Linked DNA regions of Mus musculus: region 2 is linked to region 1. A link is a loop called in an ENCODE intact Hi-C map of the cell type or tissue named here. Cell type or tissue: left cerebral cortex. All regions are shown on one strand.

Evidence for each region. Hi-C counts contacts between places; a loop is a spot of excess contacts. Peaks named below come from ENCODE experiments on the same cell type or tissue, not always from the same donor. Only the 100,000 strongest peaks of a DNase experiment are listed, where the experiment ranks them.
Region 2: it touches region 1 in a loop (2.5-fold over the local background); 9 of 42 quality-filtered maps call a loop at or near these places.

The regions. Positions count from the first base shown.
Region 1 is chr1:138,616,940-138,619,439 of GRCm38, reverse strand. All of the region lies in intron 1 of Nek7 (NIMA (never in mitosis gene a)-related expressed kinase 7), which reads left to right. Among named protein-coding and RNA genes, the nearest start is that of Nek7, 1.6 kb to the left of the region's middle. In left cerebral cortex, a CTCF peak has its summit at 1,277; DNase peaks (open chromatin) are centred at 143, 1,301 and 1,923; H3K4me3 peaks cover 2,122 bases; H3K27ac peaks cover 1,605 bases.
Region 2 is chr1:138,128,841-138,131,340 of GRCm38, reverse strand. All of the region lies in intron 1 of Ptprc (protein tyrosine phosphatase, receptor type, C), which reads left to right. Among named protein-coding and RNA genes, the nearest start is that of Ptprc, 45 kb to the left of the region's middle. In left cerebral cortex, a CTCF peak has its summit at 1,013 (motif pointing left); a DNase peak (open chromatin) is centred at 990.

The sequences.
Region 1 (2,500 bases):
GCGTGGTGCAGGCCGCTGGCTGCAGGAGCTCAGAGTCCGGGCGCTTCGACCCCAGGAAGCTCCACGACGGTGGTGGTGGCGGCAACAGGTCTCCGGGCTCCGACAGGAGGAACTCCAGCGAAGACCCGCCTCCGGGCTGAGCTCATTGGTCACCTTGGCTATTTACAGCTCGAGGATTGGCTCAACCGATTCGGCTGCAGCCCAGTTTAGAAAAGTGAAGTTCACGGACCGGGGAGTCAGTCGAGCGTGAGTGGTGGGGTAGTCAGGTCGAGGTCCGATTGAAACCGATCCAGGGCTGGGATGCAGCAAAGTATGAGCTGAGTCCCAGTGGGGCGAAGGTGAAGTTAGGCCGTGGAAGATGCTGCTAAGCAATGTCGATAGCCTCCGCCTGGTGCTAGAGGCCTTGGAAGACCCACAAGAGATACATTTATTGACTCACATACTATACTCGAATAGCCTAAGTCTTTGCCCGCGCTAAACACTAAGAATATATTTACTTTAAAGTAAGATATGTTTTGTGCCCTTTACAATTCTGGTGATGGAACTGAATATAGCAAAAACAATCTAGAGATGTAAAGGACTTTTTTTTCTTTTTGAGATTACTAACTTTAAAGGTTGTAATTGGATTCAATGCCCGCAGTTTATAGAGCATTATTAGGACCACTCTTTAGTTTCTCCTCCAAGGAATCTGCAGTTCCCGGGAGGAACTGACGTTCATGACGGTGTGCTTTGATAGAGTTGCTTTACAGAATAATGTTCCGAATAAGCTTATTATAAATCTGTTCTCTTCTAGACGATGGGATGTTGATGTGATCCAAGAAAGGTTTAGTACTCATACTCAAAAATTTATAGTTTGGGACAACCGGACAAACTCTGAAAATGATGAATAAAAGATAAAGCCTGCAGTGCTTTGTAGCATTTCTCACTAGTATTCATGGCTGCAGTATTTCGTGATGGCCAGTGCACTTTATTGAACTAACATGCAACCTAAGCAGTTATTTCATCTTCACAGCTATCTGCCACCACTCCGAGAGACCCGGACCATAATTTGCTTTACATCCCAAACCGTTGCATCTTCTGCTTCGGCTGGCGAGGGGTAGGGGCGTGTGGAGGGAAACTTTACTTCTTAGAGGGTCAGAAAAATGGATGATGAGAGGAGGGCCTTTGGAGAAAGTGCAGAAGGGACAGACTCTGGGGCGGAGTGGAGGGGAATCTGGACCCAGTGACCATGCAGTCCTCAGATTCCACAGTAAGGTGGGAGTCCCCGCCCTTGAGGGCACTGACAGCCATTGCAGCCAGTGAACGGCGAGGACACCCGGCCCCAGCTCAGGAGGGCGGGTACTTCCTACCGCTGCCCTGAGCTAGGCGAGGGAGGCCAAGTTTGTCTGAGGATGTGGGCCGGTGGAAAGAAGGGTTGAGAGGCTCAGTCTTGTGAAATTACTGCATTAAAAAATAGAGGGAGGGAGCTCTGGTTTTCTTTGAGCCCTGTGCTGACTTTCAAGATTCGGGCTCAGGTTGAAGTCACCGCTTCCACCGAAACCATAGGAGATAAGAAACGAACCTGGTCAGCAAATTAAATATAGTCCGTGACTGACTGGGGCTTTTGCCCGAGATCGCCTGAAACTGAAAACCAAGAACTACCAGAAGAAATCTCATTAGACACATTTATGGCAGCTTGGCAATTTTAATACGGTTAAGACAATCATTAGCTTAAATTGACAAGACTGCATTTTCAGACAAACAGACCTATTTTGTAATTTGAAGTTTATCTGGATAATACCTGTCTCCCGCCATTCCTTTCCCACAAACACTTTCTTCGCTGGACACTTAGTTTCTCTCCAGCCTAGTAAAACAGAAGAAATCATCTGTTCCGGTGGCCGAACTCGTGGAGGAGGGGAGCAGAGGCTGCGGACATGTCTTTCCTTACTAAATTAAAATCCAGCATTCCCGTTTCCAACACGCTGAAGTGCAGAGCAATTACACTCCGGAAAGACAAGTACTGCCAGGACTCCCCTCTCAGTCCCAGGCTTCTGGTGACTGCAGTTGGTGGCTCTCAGCCCTGGCTGACTACAAACATTAAGTATTGAGCATTTGCTAAAACTAAAATAAAGTAAAATTCCAGTGAAATTTTTTTAAAGTCAATTTTATTATTATAAGAATTTTTAGGGTAGCTGTTCTCATTTTCACCTTTTCTTTTCAAATATTTGATTAGTGTGTGGGCAGACCTTTTACTTTACAAGCTAAACCACAGTGCAGTAGCAAACTTACTTTAGTTCAGAAGGTGTGTGGAATTTATAGTTTAGAACTGTATGACATGGTGGTTTATTATTTACTCCGAATTGCTTTATTTGTAATTCTACAAATACTGCAACGTTTTTCAAAGAACCACCTCTTTATACTTTTGAAGTTGTTCCATTTTAATTCTTCCTCCTACAATTTATTTGTGGAGATTATAGCTGATATAACATTGGTTATATAATTGTACCCAAGTATATGCATT
Region 2 (2,500 bases), 490 kb after region 1:
TTGTGTGTGTGTGTGTGTATTACTGGAGAAGGATCCCAGACGTTCTCACATGGTAGTCAAATGCTCTCCACTTCAGAACTCTTACCTTGTATGTTTTTCCCTCGAGACACAATATTACCAAGTTGCCCAATCTGGCCTTGGATTCACTCTGCAGCCCAGTCTGGTTTTGAAATTGTGACTCTAACTGGGATTACATGGCTATGCTACCGTGCACAGTTTATGTAACATTGATCAGAACTCCTTTGTCATTACAGACCAGATCATATACCTAGAATTACCATTCTAGGGTAGAATATACCATTTATACCATTTATAGAATGGACATAGTAGATGCAATCCTCCATTTTTATTGATGCCCACTGATATTGCCACACTAAGAAGAGAAAGCGTGCATGCTGCTCTGGCTGCCTCTTTTGTGTTTATCCACTGGTCCCACTTTTGTACAGCCTTTGGGCTCATGGAGGGAAGTTATGCAGATATACATTCCAAATCTTCAAAACACTCCCTCTTCTTTTTAGGCTAGTACCCAGAGTAAGTATTATTTCCTCTATTCTGCTCCCACTCTTCTGTCCTTGCAAAGCAGACAGACTTAAATCCCCTCATGGGATCCACGGGGTTCTCTTTCTTTCCTTTTGTTTTGGAAGGGAGGTTGGTGGTGGAATAGATGATATTTAAAGCCCAAATATGTCCTTTGAAATGTCATTTCCACTCAAACTGATTCCTACTTTTTCTTAAATCTCTGATGGCAGACTTAGGGGTGTGACTTCAAGGTAACTTTGATTTGCAAACATTTAAACATTTCCAGTTGTAAAAGAAACATATTGGGAAAGGTAAATTCGGTTAACAATACACGTGTTAGAATAACAGAGCTTTGAAGATCAAGGGCTCTGTCATCTCCATGTTCACGTGTTTAATGTATCTAGTCAATTCCGCTGGTAATTCACAACAGGATTATAATGGGGAAATGCTCACCAGGTGATGATTTACAGATTTCTGGTTCTCTGGTGCCATCTACTGAAATATTGCTAAAGAAAAAAAAAGACAGGAAAATTGTGTAACCAGAAGAGTAGAAGATTCTGTAACACATAGACACACTGAGTGTCTATGCTTGTGTGTAGAGTGCCCTGATTGTGTGTGTGTGTCTATACTTGTTGCATTTACAAATTTTAGAAAAAGACTTTAAAATCCATATTTTAGAAAAGTGATTTTCTTCCACTTTACTGTCATCTACCTGTAAACGTACTGTTCTTAATTTACACGCCTACTTCATGTATTTTTTCTTCAGCTATTGTTATTTTTTCTAAATTTTGTTCATACATATGGGTTTGTGTGTATGTGTTTGCATATGCGTATGTGTATGTGTATATGTATACATACACAAAACACACATATACATATATATACAGACATTCATATATATATGTGTGTGTGTGGAGAGAGAGAGAGAAAGAGAGAGAGAGAGAGAGAGAGAGAGATGAGATGTTACTTTTACTAACACTTCATCCTATTTGCACTGGTTATGAGTCACTTTGCAAAGGTTTTATTTCTCAATACCAGATGTATTGACAGCAGATGGGTTGCTTTGGGTGGATAGTGCTGCTGCTATAGAGGGAGCTGATCAGAATGCTACTTAGACTCATTTGCTCTGCAGGGCCCCAGCAGGTTACTCTGTGACCCTGTAAGCAGTCAAATGGAAGGCCATGTGCTAACTAAATGCACCCCCCACCCAGTCATTTCAGGTTTTTCTGTGTAACAATAAGGATCCTCGAAGGCTATGTCTACTTATGATTTTGGTGATAATCTATTCAGGTAATTTAGAAAGATTTCCAGAAACATGACAGACACATCTCTAACTGTTGTAGATCTTAAGTAGCACAACTCCTATAAATATTCATGTGAAGCCCTCTGCCTTCCAGTGTATTTGATATGTAAAGTATCCACAGAGGTAGCTGTTAGTATATGCAAAAGATCTTAAATAACATGGGCGTGGATGGCTTTCAGATAGTGGCTTTATAACTAGGCTATCTCTGTAGGGCAACTTTACTGCATTTCTGCCTTAAGATTCATAGTGTTTCTTTTGTGTTTTTTCCTTTAATGGGTAATACCTGGGAGATATTTATGTGTACTTTGAATCTTTATTGCCGAGGAGAATTCATAGTTTCTTAAAGTGATTAGTTTATACTCTAGATGATTTAAAAAATTATTTGGAGTTATTTTTAAAAGAATTTTTGACAGGTTAATCTTTTTCCATGCTGTTTATCATGTCGAATAAGAGAGCTACTGGTATTGAAAAATCTACCTGGAAGGACTTTGTAAACAAAACAAGCAATTTTGGTCTTATATTGGCTCTAAACCGTAGTTCTGAAGTACTGCAATTTTATTTCAAATAAGGTTAAGGTGTGTGTGTGTGTGTGTGTGTGTGTGTGTGTGTGTATGTGTGTGTGTGTGTGTGTGTGTGTGTGTGTGTCCTCTGTATGTCTGTCTCTGTCTTTGTGTCTGT